Regions from separate parts of the Homo sapiens genome. Here region 2 is linked to region 1. A link is an interaction called in ENCODE POLR2A ChIA-PET data of the cell type or tissue named here. Cell type or tissue: OCI-LY7. All regions are shown on one strand. Each heading gives the region's core, and the rest is flanking DNA. Links, peaks and the distances in the headings are about the cores only. Region 1 holds the start of LOC107984952 (a long non-coding RNA gene). Region 2 overlaps ARMH1 (armadillo like helical domain containing 1).

Region 1 (11,356 bases), core at 2,352-10,351:
ACATGCCAGTAATCCCAGCTACTTTGGAGGCTGAGGCAGAATTGCTTGAACCTGGGAGGCGAAGGTTGCAGTGAGCTGAGATCGTGCCATTGCACTCCAGCCTGGGCAACAAGAGTGAAACTCTCCGTCTCAAAAAAAAAAAAAAAAAAGAATTTGGGCTGGGCACAGTGGCTCATGCCTGTAATTGGGATGATGCTGGGGCATTTTGGGAGGCCAAGGCAGGCGGATCCCCTGAAGTCAGGAGTTCAAGACCAGCCTGGCCAACATTGCAAAACCCCGTCTCTACTGAAAATACAAAAATTAGCTGGGCGTGGTGGCTCATGCCTGTAATCCCAGCTACTCAGGAGGCTGAGGCAGGAGAATTACTTGAACCCAGGAGGCGGAGGTTACAGTGAGCTGAGATCACATCACTGTACTCCAGCCTGGGCAAAAGAGCAAGATTCAATCTCAAAAAAGAATTTGGAAAATAAAAATAAAAAAGAATACGGGATATAATAGCAATACAGTTTTTTACCTCCAAGGAACTTATATTCTAGGGATAGAGATAGACAATAAGGGCTGGGTGAGGTGGCTTACGCCTGTAATCCCAGCACTTTGGGAAGCCGAGGTGGGCACATCACTTGAGGTCAGGAGTTCAAGACCAGCCTGGCCGACATGGTGAAACCCCATCTCTACTAAAAATATGAAAATTAGCTGGGTGTGGGGGTGCATGCCTGTAATCCCAGCTACTTGGAAGGCTGAGGCAGGAGAATCACTTGAACCCGGGAGGGTGGAGGTTGCCATGAGCCGAGACCATGCCACTGCACTCCAGCCTGGGAGACCGAGCAAAACTCCATCTCAAAAAAAGAAAAAAAAGAAGAGAGAGATAGACAGTAAATAAGTAGACAAATAAATAAGCAGCCATTTCAGTAGAGAGGAGTAGACAAGATCCTGTCTGGAATGTGTTAAAGACAGAATGGAAGATGAGAAAATGGGAATCAATGATTCTTTTGAATGGTTTTACTGTGAACCATTGTGGGATGGGCCAGGCATGGTGACTCACACCTGTAATCCCAGCACTTTGGGAGGCTAAAGCTGGTGGATTGCTTGAGCCAGGAGTTCAAGACCAGCCTGGGCAACATGGTGAAACCCCGTCTCTAATAAAAATACAAAAATTAGCCAGGCGTAGTGGCAGGTGCCTGTAATCCCAGCTACTCAGGATGCTGAGGCAGGAGAATTGCTTGAACCTGGGAGGCAGAGGCTGCAGTAAGCCAAGATTGCGCCACTGCACTCCAACCTGGGCAACAGAGCAAGACTCCGTCTCAAAGAAAAAAAATTTTTTTTAAATAATTAGCTGGGCATGGTGGTGCGTGCCTGTAGTCTCAGCCACTCAGGAGGTTGAGGCGGGAGGATCACTTGAACCTCAGAGTTTGAGGCTGCAGTGAGCCATGATTACACCACTGCACTGCAGCCTGGGCAACACAGTAAGATCCTGTCTCAAAAAAAAAAAAAAATGGGATGGTAGCGGGATGGCAATGTGGGCTTAATGGAGGGGTTCTACAAAGATACCAGAGATACAGAGATGCCAGAACCAAGGAGGGCCTCGCCCAGGGCTGCATATTCTCTGGCAGAGGAAAGGGGGGACCCACAGACCAGCCAGACTCCACAAACAGCTCCCTTCCTTTCCCCCCACCAAATATCTCTATTATTATTCTGATTATAAAAACAATATATGATCCTTGAAAACAAACAAAGCCAGCATGCAGAAAGGTACAAAAGAAGAATTAGAAATCCTCTGAAACGCTACTCTGAGAAGTAACTGTTATCACTTTGATGTCCCTCTTCTAGATGGACTAGTGGTTGGCCAACTTCTTCTATTTATAGGACCAAATAATAACTATTTCAGGCTTGGTAGGCCATAGAGTCTCTGCTGCAACTCTGCCATCAAAGCACAAAATTGTCTAGACAATACATTAACCAATGGGTATGGCTGTTTCAACAAAATTTCATTTACAAAACAAGTGACAGGCTGTAGTTTGCCCAACCTATGTTTGTTTGTTTGTTTGTTTGTTTGTTTGAAACAGGGTCTCACTCTGTCGCCCAGGCTGGAGTGTAGCAGTGCAATCTCGGTTCACTGCAACCTCCACCTCCTGGGCCAAGCGATCCTCCCACCTCAGCCTCCCAAGTAGCTGAGACTACAGGCACACACAACCACACCCAGCTAATTTTTGTATTTGTTATAGAGACAGGGTTTTGCCATGTTTCCCAGGCTGGTCTGGAACTCCCAACCTCAGGTGATCCACCCACCTCAGCCTCCCAAAGTGCTGGGATTACAGGCATGAGCCACCGTGCCCGGGCTTGTTTGTTTTAAGAGACAGGGTCTCACTCTGTCACCCAGGCTGTACCCTATTTTCTACGTGTCTCTGTGTCTAAGCTCACCAAACCCATCCATACAGTGTTACCTAAAAGGACTCACGCATGCTCCCTGTACAGTTCCCATGAACTTAGTTCACCCAGCCTTTGGTGGGCCAAGGTATCGTTGAGCTCTGAAGACAGATACAGCTCGGGACATGGCTGAGCTGGCCATGACTGGCAGAGGAGCAGCTCCAGGACCACTCTGTTTTCCTAGGGCTTCCTGACCACCCAGGGCAGCCGGAACCTGCGGGCCGCCCATGCCCTTGAGCACACATTTGCCCCCGTGACCGATGGGGCCATCTCCACATTGCTGGGTCTGCTCATGCTTGCTGGTTCCCACTTTGACTTCATTGTAAGGTAGGGAGGGCTCGGGGCAGGGAGGCAGGGCTCAGGACAGGCCTGGGCTGACTCCCCCCACACCCTACCCCTAGGTACTTCTTTGCGGCGCTGACAGTGCTCACGCTCCTGGGCCTCCTCCATGGACTCGTGCTGCTGCCTGTGCTGCTGTCCATCCTGGGCCCGCCGCCAGAGGTGACCACACCCTCGGCACCATCCCTCTACTCCCAGCCCAAGGGACGGGGTAGGGAGAGGCAAGGGAAGGGACAGAGCCCTGTGGCCCACAGACAGGTACCTCCCCAACAGGTGCCACCAGCTGAAGGTGGCAGCCTCCTCCTTTCCCCAGACACCATGTTCCTGCCCCTCAGCCCTCCTGGCTTCTTCATGGGACCCACCTTAGACTTTTAGGATCCAGAACAAGGTGCAGGGTTTGCCCCAGGCCTCAACATCCTGTCGCCTGCCAGCTCTCATATCCTGCTGGAGACCAACAAGGGCCCCAGCTTCCCAACAGTCATGGTAATCCCCAGCGAGATGCTAAAGGGGACGGGAGCCCCAGGGGCCCGTGGGCTTACTGGGGCTGGTGTCTCCCCACAGGTGATACAGATGTACAAGGAAAGCCCAGAGATCCTGAGTCCACCAGCTCCACAGGGAGGCGGGCTTAGGTGGGGGGCATCCTCCTCCCTGCCCCAGAGCTTTGCCAGAGTGACTACCTCCATGACCGTGGCCATCCACCCACCCCCCCTGCCTGGTGCCTACATCCATCCAGCCCCTGATGAGCCCCCTTGGTCCCCTGCTGCCACTAGCTCTGGCAACCTCAGTTCCAGGGGACCAGGTCCAGCCACTGGGTGAAAGAGCAGCTGAAGCACAGAGACCATGTGTGGGGCGTGTGGGGTCACTGGGAAGCACTGGGTCTGGTGTTAGACGCAGGATGGACCCCTGGAGGGCCCTGCTGCTGCTGCATCCCCTCTCCCGACCCAGCTGTCATGGGCCTCCCTGATATCCATACAGAACAGCCACCGATTTGCACATCCAGGCCTGTGTGAGCCTGTATCTGTGTCACTTGAGAGTGAAAGCTGGCACTTGGGGCTGCAGTGCAGCCCTGTCCCCCTTCCCACCCCACACCACTGCCTGCCCAGCTGACCAAGCCTGAGGGACCCTCCAGCACCCTTCCGTCTGGTGACTCCTGGGCAGGCTCTCCATATCCCTGCCCACCTCCTACCACATCCATTATTTATATGAAAATGTCTATTTTTGTAGTATACATACATGTTAGCTATGATGAAAGTTTTATTTTTTAAAGAATGAAATATATTCTATGTGAACTAATCTCAGATGACTTCAGTGCTTTTTTTTGGACAGAGTGGGGAGTTTGCAAGTGAACATTAGCTATTGGAAGGAGCTTCTCTGGTGCCAGGACCTGAGGTATTAGCTTCTCTAGTTCTGGGTGGAAAAGACCCCAGATTCTGGATTTTTGTCATATACTTGGTAACATCATCTGGATTAAGTGCTTACTATACAAAACGATAACAAATTTTGTTGGTGTGAAATCCTACTGGGTTCAATCTGGAGACCGAGAGCAGAAAAAAAAGAACCCCACTGTGTGGCTTTCAGAGCCACCATATTCCAGCCTGCCCGTCTCTCCAGACTCACCTCCACCTACCTGCTTCACCCGCACGGGAAACGGCAAGGCAGAGGGGCAAAGCCATGCAGCAGGTGGAAGGCGAGGTGGAGGCAGATCAGGAAAGCAGCCAGTTGAAGCAGAGAGAGGTCAACAGGGTCTGGGGAGCTTCTCAGGAGGTTTGTGGACCCAGGGAAAGGAGCCAGGTTCCAGAGCAACCTCCAAGGCAAAGGCCTCTGTAAGTTGGTTGTCCTGACAGCCGAGAGGTGTCTTTGGCCAGTCAGCCAGTGGATCAGTTGCGGGAACTGCTCAGAAACTGAGGTGCTAGCAGTTAGTGAGGACACAGCGTAAGTTGTTTGTTCTGTGAAAGTTGAACAGCTCCACTAAGCAGAGGCCTTGAAGAGTGGCCACAGCCCTGGAATAGAGCACAGAGCCTCACCTAGAGGCGTGGGGAGGTTTGCAACTGCCCCTTCCCAGCCATAGCTTAGGACCCATAGTCTAGTTCACATAGACCCTGGGCTCCAACCACCCACTCACCAGGAATGATCCCACCCCAGGAACAATGCGTTCTCACATCCCACCCCACCTGGACAAAGGCCAGGAAATCATGTTCTGACCAAAAGATACAACAACAAAAACAACAACAACAAAAAACGCCTATTGCAATTGAATCCACGCTAAAATGCCTAAAAAGCTCAAGAGAAGCGGGTAGTTGGCAGAGAACCTAGAGTAGGGGGTGCAACCAGCAGGCCCAAGGGAGGGAGGCTGCATTTGGGTCCAGCAGTGTTTGGGTCACCAAGAAGGGCCTTCTAGGTGGAGCAGAGAGAGCTCACCAGGCCAGAATAGTGCAAAGGGGGTCAGCCCTCAGTGCCACTTACCAGCGGAGTAACCCTGGGCAAGTTAGCCAGCCTCACTAAGCCTCCTCATCTTCATCTTTCCAGGCCCGAGGAGATCTAGCCTCTGCCTCCCACCCCAGCACCCCCTCATCAGACACACGGAGCGCCACTGTCTGGACAGGCTGAATTGGTCTTCGGGTCCCTAATTTCTCATACGCCATTCCCTCTGCCTAGAACACTTTCTCACCTCCCCTTGATGTGACCCCATATCACCCTTCGAGGTGAATTGGATCGGATGCCATCTCCTCCAGGAGGGGTGGGGTCGTGCCTCCTGTGAGGTCCCAGTGCCCCTGAGTGTCTGTGCCCGTCTGTTTCCCCGTCCCTCTCTCTAAGCCCGGAGGCTTACTGCGGGTAAGGACGGCGGGACAGGACCTTAACCCCTGGGACGAACACCAGCTCCGCAAAGGACTCCGCACCCGGCGCCGCCCACGGGGTGCGGGTCCCAGGAGGACCAGCAGAGAGGAGCATAGGAGAGCAAAGGAGATCAGTGACCCATGGCTTCCCCGGTGGCGCGGAACAGCCCGGAGCCGCCTGTGATTTGCATACCCATGGTGCACCACGAAAAGATACCCTCAAGATGCTTGCACTCCCTCTGTGCGCGCATTTCTGCACTGTTTTAGAGCATGATGCCTCTTACACGCATCTGTGTGCATAAACTACATATAGGGAGTGCGTACCACGCAGGCATCCAACAACCATAAGTGTGTTAAGTGTTAGTTCTCCCTGCGAGGTTCGAAGCGGAAGTCACGAATATACTCGGGTTTCTCTTCAAAGCGCATAAATCTTTCGCCTTTTACTAAAGATTTCCGTGGAGAGAAAGTTGTGAGTTTTTATTCAATTTTTTGAGGCCTCTTATTTCCTGAGGCTACATTTTTAAGTATTAAAAGTTAGGCAACTACAACCAAGGAACTTGGTCATTTGTTATTTGTACCAAATGTTCACAAACTTATTCGGGCGTGGTGGTGCCTGTTTGCAATCCCACCTATTGGAGAAGCTGGGGCGGGAGAGTCTCTTGACTCTAGAAGACGGAGGTTGTAGTGATCCGAGATCGCGCCACTGCCCTCTAGTCAGAGTGGCAGAGACTCCTGGGGCGGGAGAGTCTCTTGACTCTAGAAGACGGAGGTTGTAGTGATCCGAGATCGCGCCACTGCCCTCTAGTCAGAGTGACAGAGATTCAGTGTAAAACAAAAAAAAATCAGAAGTTTGCGTGACACCTTGTTTTGAGCTACATTTGGGGTTTATTGGCTTCTGCAGTGTGCAGTAAGACTGGCTTCTATTGTTTATTTCTTGCGTTTTTGTTGCATTTCGTTGCAGATTTAAGAGATAAACAGTGGAAGGCGCTTTCAAGTCGTCCGGTCATTAATTAAGCCTTATTGTGGCTAGAGGTTCAGGGGCGGTATATCGCGCCAACCAAACTCCTTGTTCTATTCCCAGAGACAGTAGCTGTTAGCGGTTTGGTGTGGCTCTTCCAGACTGATTTTTTTTTCCCAACTCGATTGCGAATCCAAACACAGTTTATGTGGTGAAGAGACAAGGTTCCTTCTCCTATGGAGCTTTTTTCTTTTGAGATGGAGTCTCACTTTGTCACCCAGGCTGGAGTGCAGTGGCTCAATCTCGGCTCACTACAACCTCCGCCTCCCGGGTTCAAGCGATTCTCCTGCCTCAGCCTGCGGAGTACCTGGGACTACAGGCGCCCGCCACCACACCCGACTAATTTTTGTATTTTTAGTAGAGACGGGGTTTCACCGTGTTGGTGAGGATGGTCTCGATCTCCTGACCTCGTGATCCGCCTGCCTCAGCCTCCCAAAGTGCTGGGATTACAGGTGTGAGCCACCACACCTGGCCCTTTTCTTTCTTTCTTTCTTTTTTTTGTTTTTTGTTTGTTTGTTTGTTTGTTTGTTTGTTTTTGAGAGGGAGTTTCGCTCTTGTTGCCCAGGCTGGAGTGCAGTGGCGCGATCTCGGCTCACTGCAACCTCCACCTCCCGGGTTCAAGCGATTCTCCTCCTCAGCATCTGGGATTACAGGCGCACCACCACGCCCGGCTAATTTTTGTGTTTTTAGTAGAGACAGAGTTTCACCATGTTGGCCAGGCTGGTCTCAAACTCCTGACCCCAGGTAATCCGCCTGCCTCGGCCTTCCAAAGTGTTGGGATTACAGGCAAAAGCCAACGTGCCCGGCCCCTATGGAGCTTTTCTAATAGAACCAAACACAAAACAAATTGAATAAATAATATAAATCCCAGATAAATAATATCTCAGTGAGAAGTGCCCTGTAGAAAGAGCATTTTGATAGAATGGTCTACCTCCTTCCTATTCCCTCTCCATAAGGGAGCTCACCTACTTCCATGGCTTTAAGTAAATGCCATCTGATAGCTAGTGACCCCCCAGTTTACAGCCATCAGCTAGTCCTGTTGACTCCCTTCCATCAGCTGGTCCTGTTGATACCTTCAAAGCGTACGCTTCATCCAACCACATTTTACCACCTCCACTGCTGCCATCCTGGTCCAAGATCTCTTGCTGGATAATTGCAATAGCCCCTAACTGTTCTCCCTAGACCACTCTTCTACCTCGCTCTTGCCCTTCTCAATTCCAGTCCTCCACATAACGGCCAAATTCTTTTTTTTTTTTTTCTGAGAGGGTCTTCCTGGAGTGCAGTGGCTGGAGTGCAGTGGCACAATCTCAGGCTGGAGTGCAGTGGCGCAATCTGAGTTCACTGCAACCTCCACCTCCCAGATCCAAGCAATTCTCCCACCTCAGCCTCCCAAGTAGCTGGGACTGCAGGCGCGTGCCACCACACTGGCTAATTTTTGTATTTTTTGTAGAGACGGGATTTCGCCATGTTGCCCGAACTGGTATCAAACTCCCAGATTCAAGTGATTCGCCCACCTCACCCTCCCAAAGTGCTGGGATTACAGGCAGGAACCACCATGCCCAGCCCAAATTATTCTTTTAAACTAAATCTGATCACACATCACTGTCCTGCACAAAACCCTCCAATGCCTTCCCCCATGACACATAGCTCCCTGCAGATCTCTTGTCAAATGTTATCTCATCAGAGGTCTACAATCAGTGCCCTGTACGAAATAGTCCCACTCCCACCACATAGCTATCTCTTCAACCTGTTTTGCTTTTCCTCATAGCACAAACTACTCCCTGAATAGAGCATACATTTCTTTACTTGTTTACTGCATGTTTCTCCTCTTAGAATGTTAGCTCCATGAGGCAAAGACTTGACTTGACTTGTTGTCTGATGTACTTATTCCATGACCGTAAATCAATGTCTAGTGTGTGAGCACTCAATGAATAGTTGTGGAACAAATGAATGAATATGTTTTCTAAACACATATACAGAATTTAATCTGTCCCACTACAATTCTAAGTATTTTATGAAATTATTTTCATCTTCCTAAAAACTCTACTAAATAGGTTCCATTATCTCCATTTTATAAATAAGGAAGCTGAGGCAAAGAAAGGTTAATCACAAAGAAAATATGTGGCGGAGCTGGGATTCAAATGCAAGCATTCTGGCTCCAGGAGACACGCTCTTAATCACTATGCTACCTTTTTTCTTTTAACAAGAGGAATCATGCTGTAATTGGTCTATTCTGTGCTTTTTTCACCAAAGATCATGGATTTTTTAAATATTACAGGAATATACCATAGTTAATATAACCAGTCCTCTGGTAATGGACGTATAGATGATTTTCAATTTCCACTATCCAATCAATGCTGCCATGTACTACTGAGTAAGCACATTTTCTGTCGAGAGATAATGCTAAATAACTATCTTTAATCCCTGTGCAATATATATACACACACATCTATGTGTATATATAATATACACACACATCTATGTGTATATATAATATACACACACATCTATGTGTATATATAATATACACACACATCTATGTGTATATATAATATACACACACATCTATGTGTATATATAATATACACACACATCTATGTGTATATATAATATACACACACATCTATGTGTATATATAATATACACACACATCTATGTGTATATATAATATACACACACATCTATGTGTATATATAATATACACACACATCTATGTGTATATATAATATACACACACATCTATGTGTATATATAATATACACACACATCTATGTGTATATATATACACACACATCTATGTGTATATATAATATATACACACATCTATGTGTATATATAATATACACACATCTATGTGTATATATAATATACTCACATCTATGTGTATATATAATATACACACACATCTATGTGTATATATAATATACACACACATCTATGTGTATATATAATATACACACACATCTATGTGTATATATAATATACACACACATCTATGTGTGTGTGTGTGTGTGTGTGTGTATATATATATATACATATATATATATATATTTTTTTTTTTTTTTTTGAGACAGAGTCTCACTCTGTTGCCTAGGCTGAGTGCAGTAGCACAATCTCAGCTCACTGCAACCTCCGCCTCCCAGATTCAAGCAATTCTCGTGCCTCAGCCTCCCAAGTAGCTGGGATTACGGGCATGTGCCACCACACCTGGCTAGTTTTTTGTATTTTAGAGACAGGGTTTTGCCATGTTGCCCAGGCTGATCCCGAACTCCTGAGCTCAGGCGAACCACCCACCTCGGCCTCGCAAAGTTCTAGGATTACAGGCGTGAGCCACGGTGCCTGGCCTCCTGTACAATATATTTTTGTATGAAGTCCCTGAGATAGAAATCTAACTTTATTTTCTTCTAAATAGTCAACTGTCTCTCATTTTAGATTGACAGTATCTTGCTTTGCAGCTCCTTTAAAACTCTTCATGGAATAAAGTGGCATTTAAATGAGGAAATAGGCTGGGTGTGGTGGTGCTTCATGCCTGTAATCCCAGCACTTTGGGAGGACGGAGTGGGACCATTGCTTGAGCCCAGGAGTTTGAGAACAGCCCGGGCAACGTAGGGAGACCTCATCTCTACAAAAAGAAAAAAAAAAGTTAGCCGAATGTGATGGAACATGCCTGTAGTCCCAGCTATTCAGCAGGCTGAAGTGGGAAGATCACTTGAGCCTGGGAGGCTGAGGCTGCAGTGAGCCGAGATTGCACCACTGCACTCCAGCCTGGGTGAGAATAAGGTTGTGTCATAAATAAATAAATAAAGTCATTTACTTAACATTTACATAGCACTGATTATCTGACAGAGACTGAGGAAGCAGAAACGAGTAAGACACCACTCCAGGCCCCAGGGATCTTTCTTGAGGGAGATTCACATCCTCGGGAAAACAAGATGTATAGTGAATGAAGGAGGTAGCAGAGGGGTCTGCAGTAACTGAGTAAGGTATGGAGCTAGAGGACTAATACCTCCAGGATAAATGAATTTATACAAAGATTGTATTTGAGAGAAGAGGTGAGGAACCACTCACTAGTAGTTTTGAGTGCCCTGAAAGTGAAATAGATTGAATTTTGTCCTGGAGGTCAATGGGATGTTCCAGGACTTAAGCCCCATAGGACTGACAATCAAAAACAGGTCTGGCTGCACTGTGGGAAATGGATTGAGGGGGCGCTGGAGTGAAGGCAGGAAGGCTGTGAGACGTGTCAGACAGGACAGGTTGAACCTGGGGCTGAGAGAACTGAACCAACTGGAAAGGTCTCTTAAGGTCTCTTACAAGGTAAAAAGAGACCTAAGGCAGGTGTGAAGAGCGATAAGGCAAGGATGAGATCCAGGTTTCTGGCGTGGGTGTCCACGGAAATGAGAAACACGATGGGGGCAGAGCTGGGGAAAAGCTGGGGAGATCAATTTCTCGCCGAGCCTGTGGTGTCTGAGGGGCATTCAGGGAGCGATCTCCAGGGGGGCAGGTCTGGAATGAAAGAAGGAGCTGAGGCCGGGCATGGTGGCGCACACCTGTAATCCCAGCACTTTGGGAGGCCGAGGCTGGCGGATCACATGAAGTCAGGAGTTCGAGACCAACCTGGCCAACATGGTGAAACCCCCGTCTCTACTAAAAATACAACAATTAGCCGGGCGTTGTGGTGCATGTCTGTAATCCCAGCTACTCAGGAGGCTGAGGCACGAGAATCGCTTGAACCCGGGAGGCG
Region 2 (17,064 bases), core at 5,445-13,444, 120 kb after region 1:
ACTCCTGGCCTCAGGTGATCCGCCTGCCTCGGCCTCCCAAAATGGTGGAATTACAGGCGTGAGCCACCATGCCTGGCCTCTTATGGTTATTTTGAGAAGTAAATGAGGTGATGTATGGAAAGTGGCTGGCACATAGAAGTTCTCAATAAATAGGCCGGGTGCGGTGGCTCATGCCTGTAATCCCAGCACTTTGGGAGGCCGAGGCGGGTGGATCACGAGGTCAGGAGATCGAGACCATCCTGGCTAACGCAGCGAAACCTCGTCTCCACTAAAAAATATAAAAAATTAGCCGGGCATGGTGACAGGCGCCTGTAGTCCCAGCTACTTGGGAGGCTGAGGCAGGAGAATGGTGTGAACCCGGGAGGCAGAGCTTGCAGTGAGCTGAGATTGCGCCACTGCACTCCAGCCTGGATGACAGAGCGAGATTCCGTCTCAAAAAAAAAAAAAAAAAAGTTCTCAATAAATAAAAGCTCCTGGCCGGGTGCAGTGGCTCATGCCTGTAATCCCAGCACTTTGGGTGGCTGAGGTGAGAGGATCGCTTGAGGCCTGGAGTTCAAGACCAGCCTGGGCAACATAGTGAGACCTCGTTTCTGCAAAAAATTAAAAAGTTAGATGGATGTAGTAGTGCACACTTGTGGTCCTAGCTACTTGGGAGGTTGAGGAGGGAGAATATCTTGAGCCCAGGAGTTTGAGGCCACAGTGAGCTATGATGGTACCACTGCACTCCAGCCTGAGCAGCAAAGCAAGACCCTGCCTCAAAAAAAAAAAACCCAGCAAAAACAACCAACCAAATACTACGACTATTCAGTTTAGTTTCTTAGAAGAAGGACATTCCTCAGGGTGATTTCTGTTTAGCCAGGAAGCATCACATAAGACTGGGAGCCAGAGCCAGCTCTGGACCCAGGCAGATTCTCGTAACCGTTCAGGCACCCTAGGCACCCTGTGGTTGACGCAAGGCATAGGTGTGACTGACATTTTCTGAACCAGCATCTTCCATCTGCCAAGGCTGTCTCAGACACTCAACATCAAGGCTCTTTGTGACTAAGAGAAAGCTTTTGAGAGCTGATATGTCTGGCTCTCGGTGCCCCCTTCTGCAATCTGGAGGCTCCCTACCTTCATACTGGACTTCCAGGTGCATCGTGCCCAGCACCTTCAGCACGCAGTCCACGATGCTGGGGTGTGTGGTCCCAATGATTGGCTGACCAGACAGACAACAGGACAAGGTGGTTAGTCTTTTTTTTTTTTTTAAAGATGGATTCCCGGCCGGGTGCGGTGGCTCACGCCTGTAATCCCAGCACTTTAGGAGGCCGAGGTGGGCAGATCACGAGGTCAGGAGATCCAGACCATCCTGGCTAACAAAGTGAAACACTGTCTCTACTAAAAATGCAAAAAATTAGCTGGGCGTGGTGCCAGGCGCCTGTAGTCCCAGCTACTCCTGAGGCTGAGGCAGGAGAATGGCGTGAACCCGGGAGGCAGAGCTTGCAGTGAGCCGAGATCGCGCCACTGCACTCCAGCCTGGGAAACAGAGCCGTCTCAAAAAAAAGAAAAGAAAAAAGAAAAAGATGTATTCCCACTCTGTCACCCAGGCTGGAGTGCAGTGGCGCGATCTCGGCTCACTGCAACCTCCGCCTCCTGGGCTCAAACGATTCTTCTGCTTCAGCCTCTGAGTAGCTGGGATTACAGGTGCCCGCCACCATGCCCAGCTAATTTTTTTTTTTTTTTTTTTAGTAGAGACGGAGTTTCCCCATGTTGACCAGGCTGGTCTCGAGTTCTTGACCTCAAGTGATCCACCCGTTTCAGCCTCCCAAAGTGCTGGGATTACAGGCATGAGCCACTGTGCCCGCCCAAGGTGGTTAGTCTTTAGATCTTGTCTACCTGTTAGAAAGGAAACGCAGACTTCCAAACAGCCAGGTGCCTGGGTGAATGGGGAGAGGGAGGGAGGGCAGTGGTGAGTCACTGGGCCTAGGCTGAGGCTGCCACTGAACTCTCTAGCTCAGGAGGCATTAAATGAGGCTACCTGCTAGAGGTGCAGGAACAAGGCCGGCTACTCTGATTGGGGGAGAGAGGACACAGGGCAAGGAGAATGGAACTCATTCAAGATCCTAAAATCTTCTCTTCCTCAGGAACCTCATCCCATCAGACAGCCCCCTTTTTCCTCTCTCCTCAAACTTTACCCATGCATTGGTTCTTTTCTTTTAGCATTAAACATCCTCAAGCTCATCCATATTTAACAACATCGTCCTTCAACTCTGTCTTCTCCTTTGCTATTGCTCTTTTTTCCCTTTACATCTAAGCCTCCCAAGAGAAGCCACTTCTTCATCCCCTATTCATCCTTTGATGGGCTGCTGCGATTTAATTTTTCCTGCCATAGACAGTCTCCTAACTCACCAAAACTTTTCCTGCTGGGACTATCTTTCTATTCTACCCTTACTGAATGACTTTGTTGCATCTGACCCCAGCTGATCATGTCCTCCTTACGGAAACTCTTTTCCCTTGATTTTCCAACCCTATTTTTCTTCTATCACTGTCATTGCCCTCTTTCTTTTTCTTTTCTTTTCTTTTTTTTTTTTTTTTTTGAGATGGAGTCTCGCTGTGTCTCCAGGCTGGAGTGCAGTGGCACAATCTTGGCTCACTGCAACCTCCGCCTCCTGGATTCAAGCAATTCTCCTGCCTCAGCCTCCCGAGTAGCTGGGATTACAGGCACACACCACCACGCCCAGCTAATTTTTGTATTTTTAGTAGAGACAGAGTTTCACCATGCTGGCCAGGCTGATCTTGAACTCCTGACCTCATGATCCACCCACCTCGGCCTCCCAAAGTGCTGGGATTACAGGAGTAAGCCACTGCGCCCGGCCCTGTCATTGCCCTTTTTTGAAGAGGCAGAGTGGTATGTGGAAAGAATAAGGACGTAGGAGAGGGTGGATTTAAATTCTCGATTGGTAAACACCTTTTACTTAGCATGCGGCCTTGGGTAAGTCACTTAACACACTTTCCTGAGCTCAGCTCCACCATCTTTGAAAAAGGGAGAATAGTATCTGCCTCCGTCAGCTATAGTGAAGACTAAGAGAGAGCGTGTAGATAAGCCCCTAACACAGTGGCTGGCATGTATGAGGCACTTAATAACTGGGAACTGTGGAAATAAGATAATAATGATAATCTGATCTGTTTTTAAAATTGTTTTAGAGACAGGGTCTCACTCTATCACTCAGGCTGGAGTGCAGTGGTGCCATCATAGCTCATTGCAGCCTCGAACTCCTGGGCTCACACGATCCTCCCACCACAGCCTCCCGAGCAGCTGGGACTATAGGCACATGCCACCACAGCCAGTTATTATTATTTTTGAATTTGCCTTTTTTTTTTTTTGACACGAGTCTCACTTTTTTGCCCAGGGAGTACAGTGGCATGATCTTGGCTCACTGTAACCTCTGCCTCTCAGGCTAAGCCATCCTCTGAACTCAGCCTCCCAAGTAGCTGGGATTACAGGTGTGCACCACCATGCCCAGCTAATTTTTGTATTTTTAGTAGAGACAGGGTTTCATCATGTTGGCCAGGCTGATCTCAAACTCCTGACCTCAAGTGATCCACCCACTGCAGTCTCCCAAAGTGCTGGGATTACAGGCCTGAGCCACTGCACCCGGTCTGATGGTTCATCTTAAAGCCACTTTTTAAGCCTCTATCCCCTCTTTACTAGGTACGATGTCTTCGTATGCTCACCGTGCCCCAAATTCGGTTTTCACTTGCATCCGAGGGTACTGTCTGAGAGAAGGGCAAAAGCCAACAAGAAAAAAAAAAAAGCCTTCCCCAGCACTGGAGATCTGGCCTCTTCACTTACATGCTGTCTACAAATGCACCATTATTCTTTCCCTATCAAATCGACTCCTTTAATCTTTTCTACAGCCCTTTCATCATCCTTGTTGCTTGTCTCAACCACTTTTAAGTCTGCCAACATCTTTCTGATCCTTAAGTAAACAGGACAAATCACTCTGCTGGGAGGCATGAACTCTCTGCCCTACCTTGGCCTTCTGGAAGTAACGCTGATTGAACAACAGACATGCAGTGGGAGGCTGAGCTCCGTTTCTCATGCCTGTGTGGAGAGCAACTGCGGAAGGTAATTGTAAGATTATTGCATCTGAATCAGAACCACAGGAGCATGCAGCCTTGGCTCACCTGGGCAGTCCTGAGAGTCTGCAGGGACAGCTGCTGGGCTTTTGGGGACTCGCAGGGCAGCAAAGCTATTAGACCTTTATACACTTGATTTTGGTACTTGGGATTGCCGTGGACCAAAGAATCCAACAGAACCTGCACTTCCTCCTGGGTCTCTTCTGACTTAGACTTTGCCAAAAATTCTGCTATGGATCGTACACCTGAGCAAAGAAGAGAGGAAATGCTAAATTGGAAGGGATTTATGAAAAAATCCCCACTCAAGATTATATAATATGAATAGGATTAAAAGCTCTTCAACCAAGCCTGTTCAACCAAAGCAAAATTGAGGCCTGGTTCTCATGTTGCATCACTGTCTTGTTTACCTTAGAGTTATGTGGCTGGAGGATTTTATTTCAGCATAGGCATGTCAAAATCTGTTTTAAAGTTTAAAATGGCTCTGCACAATTTACAAATAAAACATGCATTTTTTTATTGCTATATGATAACTCTTTTTTTTTTTTTTTTTTTGAGATGGAGTCTCTGTCTGTTGCCCAGGCTGGAGTACAGTGGTGCGATCTCGGCTCACTGCAACCTCTGCCTCCCAGGTTCAAGCGATTCTCTTGCCTCAGCCTCCCAGGTAGCTGGGACTACAGGTGTGTGCCACCAGGCCTGGCTAATTTTTGTATTTTTAATAGAGACAGGGTTTCACAGTGTTAGCCAGGATGGTCTTTATCTCCTGACCTCGTGATGCGCCCACCTTGGCCTCCCGAAGTGTTGGGATTAGAGGCGTGAGCCACGGCGCCCGGCCATGATAACACTTGTATAGCACTCAGCAGTTTGCAAAATGGTTTTACAAATACTAATTCACTTAATCCCAGAAACCATACCAAGAGGAAGGTGTTTCTCCCGCTTTATGGATGAAGACACTGAGGCTTCGAGAGGCCATGGGGTAGACAGGCAGGAGAACCTTGATGAGAATGCAGGGTGGGAAGTGCTTTGAAAAAGGGAGATGTTCGTCAGGCGTTGTGGCTCACGCCTGTAATCCCAGCACTATGGGAGGCCAAGGCAGGTGGATGGCTTGAGTTCAGGAGTTCGAGACCAGCCTGGCCAACATGGTGAAACCCTGTCTGTATTAAAAATACAAAAATTAGCTGGGTCTGGTGGCACGCGCCTGTAGTCCCAGTTACTGGGGAGGCTGAGGCAGGAGAATCGCTTGAACCCGGGAGGTGGAGGTTGTAGTGAGCTGAGACCGTGCCACTGCACTCCAGCCTGGGCTACAGAACGAGACTCCAACTCAAAAAAAAAAAAAAATAGAAAAAGAAAAGGAAAAAGGGAGATGTGGGGGATGGCATCTCTTTTACATGCCTCACTTCATGGACTATATTAAAATTATTGAGGGTGCGGTGACTCATGCCTGTAATTCCAGTACTTTGGGAGGCCGAGGTGGGTGGATCGCTTGAGCTCATGAGTTTGAGACCAGCCATGGCTAACATGGCGAAACCCCGTCTCTACTAAAAATAACAAAAATTAGCCAGGCATGGTGGCGCATGCCTGTAATTCCAGCTACTTGGGAGGCTAAGGCATGAGAATTGCTTGAACCTAGGAGGCAGAGGTTGCAGTGAGCTGATATTGCGCCACCACACTCCAGCCTGGGCGATAGAGTGAGACTCCGTCTCAAAAAAGAAAAAAATAAAAACTATATTATTTACTTTTCTCACCAGACTCTAAACTGTCTGAGGACAGGGATTATATTGTATTCATTTTTGTATCCCTAGCACCTGGCATATACCTAGCACACAGTAGGTATTCAATAATTTTATTTCAAATTTATTTTATTTCCTTTTTTTTTTTTTTTTTTTTGAGACGGAGTCTTGCTCTGTAGCCCAGGCTAGAGTGCAGTGGCGCGATCTCGGCTCACTGCAATGTCCACCTCCCGGGTTCAAGCGATTCTCCCACCTCAGCCTCCCAAGTAGCTGCCATTACAGGTGCGTGCCACCATGCGTTTGAATTTTTTTTTGTATTTTCAGTAGAGACGGGGTTTCACCGTGTTAGCCAGGATGGTCTTGATCTCCTGACCTCGTGATCCGACTGCCTCTGCCTCCCAAAGTGCTGGGATTACAGGCGTGAGCCACCGCGCCTGGCCTAATTTTTGTATTTTTAGTAGAGAGGGGGTTTTGCCATGTTGGCCAGGCTGGTCTCAAATTCTGACCTCAGGTGATCCACTCGCCTTGGCCTCCCAAAGTGCTGGGATTACAGGTGTGAACCACTGCGTCTGGCCTTCAATTTTATTTCTTGAGTTATTCATAATTCAATTTCTTTTTTTTTTTTTTGAGATGGAGTTTCACTTTTGTTGCCCAGGCTGGAGTGCAATGGTGTGATCTCAACTCACCACAACCTCTGCCTCCTGTGTTCAAGCGATTCTCCTGCCTTAGCATCCCAAGTAGCTGGGATTACAGGCCCCGACCACTGCACCAGGCTAATTTTTTTGTATTTTTAGTAGAGACGGGGTTTCTCCATGTTGGTCAGGCTGGTCTCAAACTCCTGACCTCAGGTGATCTTCCTGCCTTGGCCTCCCAAAATGCTGGGATTACAGGTGTGAGCCACCGCGCCCGGCCTCATAACTCAATTTCACAAAAGATATTGGGCCACAGCTCAACAAATCTTTGAATGGATGCCTGAAAGAGGATATATTTAAAAAGGAGAAGTATTTCTAAAACCACTACTGAAAAATGTGAGCAAATGATGAATCAGGAGAATCATAAATCTGGGTCTTCCAGTGGTGACATGGACAGGAGCACAAAAAGCTTCCTGTTCAACCAGTTTCATGATGTGTTTTTCCTATAGCAGTGGTGGGTTCTGCCACCATGTCATTCAGGCCCCTAGGGAGACACATCTTGTCACACACAGTACCCACCATAGCTTTCACAAATGAGTTCCTTGTATGTCCTGCCAGAGTTCGCAATAACCTGAAGTAGTTTGACAGATTCCTTCTTGGCCTCCTCCTTGATCTTCTCTAGCCCAAGTATTTCCAAGAGGGTTAGGACACCTCCAACCTCAAGAAATTCTATAAGGTACCGATTACTGTCCAGAGGGATAGAAAAGTAGAAATAAAACTCTTGTCAAGTTCCTTTGCACTGAGCTTTCAAAGAGATCCCAAGGTCCCCTCTTTACATACTTTGCCCTCCTATCCAGGAAATGTCCATAGGTAAAGTGATACGAGTGTGGAAATTCTTCCTTCCAGCAGGAAAGACTGGAATTACATACTAGGGACAGTTCTTGGTTTTGCCATTCCAGCATCTCTTCTTCTTCTTGTAATACCACCTCAACTGTCACTTGGGGAATCACCCCTCTGCCACTCATGGGCCATGTAGTTTTGGTGGGGTGAGGAGGTGACAGGGTATGTCACCCTTCTGACTGCAGAAGTTCGTTTGGGGCTGGGCATGGGACCTAAATTGGTCCAATGAGGCTCAAAGCCTGGGACTTTCTTGGGAAGCTGTGGAAAGGATCTGCTCTGTTTTTGGTATGTCTAGAGCTCCTGAGGACCATGGCATACAGAGGTCTATGAACACAGAGGAGAAGAGACAGAAATGGGGGAAAAGACAGAGAAGGAGGCCAAGTACTGATGACATTGTTTGAGCCCTGGATCTAGTTAGGGCTGAAATATGTATTTCTACCCTCTGGGTTTTTCCAGTTAAGTGAGCCACTAATTTTCCTTTTTCTGAGTCCAATATGAGTTGGTTTTCTGTAATTCACAACCGAGAGGGTGCTGACTAGTGAAGCGCCACTGGAGAGAAAGGGATGGGGGAGCAACTAGAGCAGGAGCCCGGTGGACATTACCTCTGGGCCCATCCCAAGAGCTACAAGGAACCCACTGCTAACAGGAATCCGTGGCCCTGGGTGGTGTGAATGCCAAAGACATCATGAGCCTGAGATGCCACTGAGACCCCCAGAATCACGCTAGAACAGAACTCACCTGCTTACAGCTGATAAGAAGATGCCAATGGACCTGAGAAGCTTTTCTAAACATGAGTCAGTCATATAGCTGTATGACACGTTAAAGAGTGAGTTTCAGGGTGGTTTTTCACACAGAAGCCAGAGCCCGTGCCTGATCTCTGGTACCACCCCGGGCCCAGGGTGGCCAAGTAGCTGAACTGTGCCTCTTTACCCTGAGAGGAGCTACCAGCGGAAGGGGAAGTGGCAGTACACACAGGGTTGGGGGAAGAGGGTGCTGGCTGTTCACTGTTCTCCAGGAAGCTCCTCTGTGGCAGTTCAGCCACCTTGGCTCTTACAGGCTTTCTAGGGAACAAGGAGGCTCTGATGAATTAAGGGTCCCTGGAGAAGGCTGGGGGTCAATATCCCAAAGCTCTCTAAGCCATGCCCATTGCATCCTTGGTGTCAGCATAGTTCATGACTTTGTGCCTCATTCTTAGATTTCCCTAAAAAGAACCAGCTTCATCATTAATTCTCAATTTTTGTACTTGTTCAAAGTTTTACACTGGAGGTCACTATCCTTATGAAGAATTGGCTTCCTAATAAGAATAATAGGAGATGGTGGAAAAATTAAACTCTGATTTAAAACAACCTCAGTATTTAATGTTATTTTTTAATGTGAGTCTTTGCAAAAAGCCTCATTATAATAAAGTACCCAAAGCACGCATCAGCTCAGATACAAGGTATGAAATCAAGCCACAACAGAAAAGGAACCAGTCAACAATTACTAGGCTCATAACACATCAGAGGCTCTTAGAACACTTAAGAAATTAGCTGAAATTACTGCAGCTCATGGAGGATGACTGAGAGCTTCCAAGGCTGATAAAGGCTAATGTAATGGTTTGGAGGTAATGGTGCTTTGTTTGGGCGGGGGGTGTGTGAAGCAAATTATCTCTGCTGCACCCTGGTTCCCAGGATGCCAATAGAAGTAGAGACAGATTGGCTCATTAGGAAAGGCTCTTTACTGCAAAAATAGTGTTGGCTCTGGAGCCAGGCTCCCCTGCCTCTTGCTGCCATAGTTGGGGCCAGGCAGCAGCCCACACGGTGGTCTTTTTATTCCTACATTGTCCCCACCCTGCTCCCTCAACTTCTGCCCCTGTTCCTTCCTCAGTGCATTCTCCCCTTTTTCTTCAGGCTAGGCTGGCCAACTTTTGTTTCTGTCACCTTCTGTTTCCTCTGTCCTGGGCTAGTCTTTTTTTTTTTTTTTTTGAGATAGGGTCTCACTCTGTTGCCCAGGCTGGGGCACAGTGGTGCAATCACAGCTCACTGTAGGCTTGAACTCCTGGGCTCAAGCAATCCTCCTGTCTCAGTCACCTGAGTAGCCGGGACTACAGGCACGTGCCACCATACCCAGCTATTTTTTTTCTGTATTTTTTGTAGAGACAGGGGTCTCGCTATGTTGCCCAGACTAGTTTCGGACTTGTAAATTCAAGCAGTCCTCCTGCTTCAGCCTTCCAAAGTGTTGGGATTACAGAGGTGAGCCACCATGCCAGCTTTATTTTTTGTTTGTTTTTTTCTTCCTTTTTGTGGAGAATGGAGTTTTGCTATGTTGCCCAGGCTGGTTTTGAACTTCTAGGCTCAAGCGATCCTCCTGCCTCTGCCTCCCTTTAAGTATTGAGATACTGGCGTGAGCCACCACACCCAGCTAGTCTTGTTTTCATAGTCACTCACTATACATATTTCTGGTCTATTATTTCCAGGAATTAGTTCCAGAACACATGGTTTGAGTCCTGGATCTAGAGAACAGGGGATGAAGGAGCAATGTTGGGGCCACAAGATCAGCAGTTGCTAACAAGTACCAGCTCCTATTGTGTGCGGGGCACTGTGCTAACTGCTTTGCTTGCATTGTCTCAAATAATCCTCACCATGGCCCTCCAGTGGGTGCTATTAGCATTTCCATTTACTTCCTGAGTAACATGAGGTAACAATCTCAGGTCAATAACTTGTCCAAGGTCCCACAGTGAACTGCTGGAACCGGGATTTGAACCTAGGCAGTCTGACTAGGATTCTAACTCTTACTGTTAGGCCTTCTGGCTTGTAGACAAATGGAGGGAGGGCGCTTTGCAGATGAACTCCCAGTGTGGTGTCGCAGGTGGAGCTGTGGTCTGCACGGTCCACTGAGTAGGAGACATGATGGTGTATAGGCTTTCGGACAGACACCCGGTTCTAACTTTATCTCTACCATGTGCTAGTAAATTACTCAACCTTTTCAAGGCTCATCTTTCTTATCTATAAAATGGAATAATACCAATCACCTATTAGGCTGGGTGTTAGGCCCAAATGACATAATATTTGTACAGTATATATCTCAGTGCCTAGAACATAAAAAGACTCAATAGGCTGGGCCCAGTGGCTCACACCTGTAATCCCAGCACTTTGGGATCCCAGCACTGAGGAGGGTGAATCACTTGAGGTCAGGAGTTCAAGACCAGCCTGGACAACATGGTGAAACCCCGTCTCTACTAAAAATATAAAAATTAGCTGGGCACGGTGGTGCATGCCTGTAATCCCAGCTACTCGGGAGGCTGAGGCAGGAGAATCGCTTGAACCTGGGAGGCGGAGGTTGCAGTGAGCCGAGATTGCACCACTGCACTCCAGCCTGGGCAATAGAGTGAGACTCTGTCTCAAAAAAAAAAAAAAAAAAGAAAAAAAGAAAAAGACTCAATAAATGGTAACTAATTTTATCATTTAATACATAAATCCTTAGTTTTACTGATCTATTCTGAAAGTTCAAGGTTGAAAAAAGGGTTTAGGCTTATTGGGACTATGTGGTAGTCAATTTTGCAAAAAATAATGATGCTGTGATGCTATTATATTGACTTGTTTTCCTCCAAAATCCACCATAACTGGAGGGCTGAGTAGGAGAAGTGGGTTTGCTAATTCAAAACACTGTTATCACATCACGCAGTCTATTTTATCTGTTGTACGACAAGGCTGCAAAAAGTTAGGGAATTATGAATAATTCTAGGTGTAGAACACTGAATCTACAACTGTTCAGTAAAAGCATGGTTCATTCATTTAGTAAGCACTGACTGAGTACCCACTAAATTTTAGGCACTATGATTGGCACTTGAGAAATGAAGAAGAATGATGTAATGCCTAATGTAATAAGTGCAATGACCAAGTAAAAAAGCACAGAATGCTCAGACACACTGACATTTAAGTGGGGGATTGGAGTGGGAGAGATCCTGCAATAGCAACTGAGAAACAGCGGGAAAAGGTAGAAGAGAGGACAGCTTAAGAGGGGGCAGTGGTCAAGCAAGGCCAGGACTAGGGTGAGGTGAGGGAGGCACTTGCTTGGGGTCTGAAATTAAAAGGGGCACCAAAAAACTCAGTAATCACATAATATTTCAATGCACTATTTAAAACAATCAAATTAATATAAAAAGTCCATGATGGGCCAGACATGGTAGCTCACACTTATAATCCCAGCACTTTGAGAGGTCAAGGTGGGAGGGTTGCTTGAGCCCAGGAGTTTGAGATGAGCCTGGGAAACAGCAACAGCAAGATCCTGTCTCTACAAAAACATAATAAAATTAGTTGGGGATGTGGTGGTGCATGCCTATAGTCCCAGCCACTTGGGAGGTTGAGGTGGGAGGATGGCTTAAGCCCGGGAGGTTGAGGCTGCAGAGCTGTGATGGCACCACTGTGCTCCAGCCTGGGTGACAGAGTGAGAGTGAGACTCTGTCTCAGACAACAACAACAACAAATCCATGATGAGATGAATAAGACATCACAGTGTTAAATAGACAGGATCTGACCCTGCACCTGTACCACCCTGGCTTACTCATCTCACCCTGTGGCCAAGTGGAAAATATTGTTCAGTAAGACAAGGAAGGAAAAAGGAACTCTAGATTTGGCCACAAAGCTAGGGACTTGGTGAGGCTAGTGTCATGAGTTGTGGGGACAGGAGCCAGGTTATAGGCAGCAATGTTTCTCAAAGCATAACCCGGGGACCACTGGCACTACAGCCACACAGAGTACTTGTTAGAAATAAGGGTCCAGGGTTCCACCCTCAATCTACTAAAGCAGAACCTTGGGAGTGTGGGTGGATAGGTAACTGGTAATCTGCATTTTAAACCTCTTTTATGCACAATAATATTTGAGAACAGACTGGGTGTGGTGGCTCACACCTGTAGTCCCAGCACTTTGGGAGGCTAAGGTGGGAAGATCGCATGAGGCCAGGAGTTTGAGACCAGCTTGGGCAACATAGCAAGACCCCGTGTCTAAAAAAATTTTAAAAACAGAAAAATTAGCTGAGTGTGGTGGTGCACGCCTATAGTCCTATCTGCTTGGGAGGCTGAGGTGAGAAGATCCTTTGAGTCTCCAGGAGTTTGGGGCTGCAGTGAGCTATGATTGTGCTGCTGTACTCCAGCCTGGGGAACAGAGGAAGACCCTGTCTCAAACAAACAAACAAACAAAAAAAGAACATTTGGGTAAACCTACAGATGTATTCCATGGTTATTCCCTTTGGCCTGTGTTACAGGCCTGAGTCTGAAAAATAATTTTATCAATAACTTAAATGTAAGAAAGAGAGCAGTGTTTACTTAAACCTTTAATTCTTCCCAGCTGCAGATGCTGGGTCATTCATTCCTCTACTCAGCAAACATGTGCCAGGCATTGTGCTACATGTTAGAAATATAAAGATAAGTAGAACAGATGCGATTCTTGCCCACTGGATCTAAAATCCAGTGGGGGGAAAGAGAGATATTAAGCAGGTAATAACAATAAAATGTTATGATTATTAAGGCAGAGGAAGTCTATGAATATATATAAGAAGGGAACCTAAGCTAGCCTGGGACTCAGAAATGGGCTTCCTGAGAAAGTGATGTTTAAATTGAGACCTGAATAATAGAGTAGGAGTTGGTCAAATAAGGAGGGGGTTTATTTATTTTTATAGAGATGAGGTCTTGCTCCATCGCCCAGGATAGAACACAGCGGTGTGATCATAGCTCACTGCAGCTTCAAACTCCAAGGCCTAAGTGATCCTCCCTCCTCAGCCTCCCAAGTAGCTGGGATTATAGGTGTAAGTCACTGTGCATGGGTCAAGGAAGGGGTTTAGAGAAGGCGAGAGGGTTCAGGCAAGGACAGAAATATACAATAAAAGGGTCTGAGATAAATCTGTAGAGTGCTATGGGCACACAGAGCAGGAATATCCTCAAATCCTCCTATAACTTGAACTATCACCTTGACGGTGACCAGATCTGTCTTTAGCCTTGACCTGCCTCCAGGGATCCTGAGCACAGACATCTCAAACTCAACATGTCCCAAAACAAGCTTATCTACCCTCAAGCTTACTCCTCTTCTTATGTTCTCTTCCACATAATGGCACCATATTCCCCTAGTTTACTAAGTCAGATATGTGACACTCATCTTGTGGCATATGAGTGAAGATGGATATATGGGTATGGAATAGTTGGATATATAGGTATGGAACTCAGATTCAAGAGAGAAATTTGGGCAGGGATACTTATTTGAAAGCCCTCATACAAGAGTGGTGTTGAATCTTGACAATGAACTAGTCCCTCAGGGAGAATCTGAGAGTGAGTAGAGAAGAGGGACGAGGATGGAATCCCAAGGAACAGCATTTAAGGGGTGGCTGAAGAAGAGCGGGAAATGCATAGACACCAAGATAATCGGTATCAGAGAAACCAGGAGTGTTTTGAGAAGTGGGAAAGGTTGATTGACAAATGCCACTGAGAGGTCACCTATAAGGACTGAGGATGCAGTCCCTGGGTTTTGCAACTGGAAAAACATGGGTAACCTTAGCAAGACCTGCATCAGTGGAGTGGGAGGCACCGAAGTCAGATGGCAGCAAGTGGAGAAAAGGGAGGAGAGGAAGTGGAGACAGGGAGACTCAACAACCTTTATTTTTATAATTTTTAAAAAATGTTTTGAGATGGAGTCTGTCTCTGTGGCCCAGGCTGGAGTACAATGGCGCGATCTTGGCTCACTGCAACCTCCGCCTCCCGGGTTCAAATGATTCTCCTGCCTCAGCCTCCCGGGTAGCTGGGATTACAGGCATGTGCCACCATGCCCAGCTAAGTTTTGTATTTGTAGTAGAGACGGGGTTTCCCTTGTTGGCCAGGCTGTCTCAAACTCCTGACCTCAGGTGATCCGCCCACCTCGGCCTCCCAAAGTGTTGGGATTACAGGCGTGAGTCACCGCGCCCCGCCCCTCAACAACCTTTTCAAGAAGCTTCACTGGGCGCGGTGTCTTATGCCTGTACTCCCAGCATTTTGAGGTCAGGAGTTTGAGACCAGCCTGGCCAACATGGTGAAACCCTGTCTCTACTAAAAATACAAAAATTAGCCAGGTGTGGTGGTACATGGCTGTAGTCTCAGCTACTCAGGAGGCTGAGGCAGGAGAATCACTTGAACTGGGGAGGCAGAGGTTGCGGTGAGCTGAGATTGTGCCATTGCACCCCAGCCTGGGCCACAGAGAGAGACTCTGTTTCAAATAAACAAACAAACAAAAGAAGCTTCACCATGAAGGGCAGAAATTGGGGTTGGGTGGAATATAGATTTGAAACAGGGATTCAATTTTATTTTTTAAAGTAGAAGAGATTTCAGCATATATAAATGCTGAAAAAACGCTGGTTATGAGGCAAAGGTGAAAGCTATAGGAGAGAAAGAATAAGGAGATAGGAAAGGGTTCAAGTGCAGTACAAATAGAGGATTAGCCCTAGACAGAAGGTATACCTACTTCAACTCTGATGGGAGCAAAAGAGGTTAGGGGTGAGAAAGAAATACAATTATAGGTTGGGAACACAGGAAGCTGAGAGAGTTCTTGACTCTAAGGATTTTTTTTTTATCACTTTTTTTTAAACACCAGATGTCTGTTCTAAAATATCAGAATCAAGAGAAAACCCCTTTGACAATCTCCTCTCCTTTTCATTTTTGAAGGCTGCCTAATTTTTGTTTGTTTGTTTGTTTTGAGACAGAGTCTCACTCTGTTGCCCAGGCTGGAGTGCAGTGGCATGATCTCGGCTCACTGCAACCTCTGCCTCCCGGGTTCAAGTGATTCTCCTGCCTCAGCCTCTTGAGTAGTTGGGGTTACAGGCACCTGCCACCACGCCTGGCTAATTTTTGTATTTTTAGTAGAGACAGGGTTTCACCATGTTGGTTAGGCTGGTCTCGAACTCCTGACCTTGTGATCTGCCCACCTTGGCCTCCCAAAGTGCTGGGATTACAGGCGTGAGCCACCGTGCCCGGTGCCTAATTTTTTTTTTTCTGTTCAGTAAAGGATACGTGATTCTAAGCGAGGTGGTCAAGCGTACCAGGAACAAACTGGCTCCCTGGGAAAACTCCTGCTCCAGTTCAGGGGCAGTCTTGCCTTGGTTGGTTTCAATGAACTTGTCGAGGATGTGACTCCTTGCGACTTTGCCAGCGTTGTCCCACTCCTGTAAAAAACTTAAGAGCCTGCTAATTGCTGCCTGCTCCTTTATAGAAGTCATGATCAATCAGTCCTGAAGTTGGCTACAGAGGGAGGGAAAAGAGACAGGTTACCGGAATGTTTAGAATCATGCAACTCCATTATTTTTCTAGCAATCAACTGCAGGCAGGGTGTGGCTTTATCATGCAAATGGATGTAGTTATGCGCAAAATATACTCTAGAACTGGTCACCTGCTGCTTGAACAGGGAGGCTCTAGCTGGAGTGTAATGGGATTAAGAATATCAGTGTGCTAAATGTCTGCTCTTTAAGAACTAAAATTTTAGCTCTTTGGCGTCCCTACTGATGCCAGCAACTAAAAGACCAGAGCATCCAGCTGAGATAAAAGTGCTTGCCAAGGCCGGGCGTGGTGACTCATGCCTATAATTCCAGCACTTTGGAAGGCCCAGGCAGGTGGATCACCTGAGGTCAGGAGTTTGAGACCAACCTGGCTGACATGGCGAAACCCTGTCTCTACTAAACATACAAAAAATTACCTGGGCGTGGTGGCAGGCACCTGTAATCCCAGCTCTTGGGAGGCTGAGGCAGGAGAAATCCCTTGAACCCGGGAGGCGGGTTGCAGTGAGCCGAGATCGCGCCACTGCACTCTAGCCTGGGCGACAGAGTGAGACTGTGTTAAAAAAACACAAAAATTAAAAAAAGAAAAACAAGAAACAAACAAAATCTGGGCCTCTCTTGTGGCTTACTTCATACAGGGTCAGAGGCTTGAGGTCTTGAGAGACATGGCCTCCCTCTTATGCCAATCACCTAAGTTAAAGTGCTCCTTAACCTTGTACCTCGGGCTTTTACACTAACTCTTAAAAACAACTTAAAAAAAAGTTAGTGGGAAGAAAATGTTCCCATTCCATAGTTGGATTAATGGGCTGTGGTTTGTAGGAGTCTGTGTCCTTGGGAGAGTATTTTCAGTGGGGGGAGGGAAGGTTTAAGATAAACCTGTTTTCCAAAAATAGTTGTGATTGAAAGTGTTATTATCCATAACAAATGTTAGTGCTGATGGGAGAGAGGCATGTGTGATTCTTTTGTCTAACAGACAAGTGAAAGTCATATTTCACATTATCATGGAGTTTTCTGTGATTTACAGAATATTTGTGAAACATTACTTGCAGGGGCCATGATTGATATGGAGAGAACAGCTTGTGTGTAGGAGAGATGTGTATTTCACGAAGACTGTTCAACATGAAATTTACAGTCCCATAAAGTGCTTCTACATCTTCGCCAGAGATCTAGTTAAAAGGACTTTACAGTCTGAAACATCCTAAAATTGATTCTAAATTAACATTTCCTCACATGTATTTGAGATATTGATGGGGCCCAGCTATCAGAATTTTATTAGGAAGCAATAATCTGAGGCATGCGGAGACAGACATACATACACACCAACCTCTACTACTCCCCAGAGGACATGGGATGCGTGCTTCCAGAAGGGCGTCCACGCAGCCTCCAGGATGGAGATAACCACGAAATCTAGCTGGCCTTAA

What was found. ChIA-PET counts read pairs that join two places held together with the same protein. Peaks named below come from ENCODE experiments on the same cell type or tissue, not always from the same donor. Only the 100,000 strongest peaks of a DNase experiment are listed, where the experiment ranks them.
Region 2: POLR2A ChIA-PET joins it to region 1 with 11 read pairs; 6 of 35 experiments call an interaction of 5 or more read pairs at or near these places.

The regions. Positions count from the first base shown.
Region 1 is chr1:44,814,638-44,825,993 of GRCh38, reverse strand. PTCH2 (patched 2) reads left to right here. Exons shown (of 22, transcript NM_003738.5): 20 at 2,609-2,751; 21 at 2,826-2,925; 22 at 3,325-4,056. The coding sequence ends at 3,579. LOC107984952 (a long non-coding RNA gene) reads right to left here and starts at 5,515. Exons shown (of 2, transcript XR_001738036.3): 1 at 5,432-5,515; 2 at 4,000-4,763. It overlaps BTBD19 (BTB domain containing 19), which reads right to left. Exons shown (of 8, transcript NM_001136537.3): 8 at 10,409-11,356. It also overlaps the pseudogene RNU5E-6P. RefSeq lists enhancers at 3,612-4,267, 4,268-4,925, 5,582-6,238, 6,245-6,294, 6,325-6,424 and 1 more and a silencer at 5,615-6,334. In OCI-LY7, for the core only: a CTCF peak has its summit at 6,427; DNase peaks (open chromatin) are centred at 5,773 and 6,253; H3K4me3 peaks cover 2,035 bases; H3K27ac peaks cover 2,230 bases.
Region 2 is chr1:44,688,223-44,705,286 of GRCh38, reverse strand. ARMH1 (armadillo like helical domain containing 1) reads right to left here. Exons shown (of 12, transcript NM_001145636.2): 2 at 15,384-15,611; 3 at 8,117-8,185; 4 at 7,058-7,224; 5 at 4,168-4,364; 6 at 1,114-1,198. The coding sequence starts at 15,589. It overlaps LOC105378690 (a long non-coding RNA gene), which reads left to right. Exons shown (of 5, transcript XR_007066059.1): 4 at 3,692-4,108; 5 at 16,693-16,973. Among named protein-coding and RNA genes, the nearest start is that of ARMH1, 22 kb to the right of the region's middle. In OCI-LY7, for the core only: a CTCF peak has its summit at 10,192; DNase peaks (open chromatin) are centred at 7,016, 8,346 and 10,216; H3K4me3 peaks cover 1,352 bases; H3K27ac peaks cover 4,129 bases.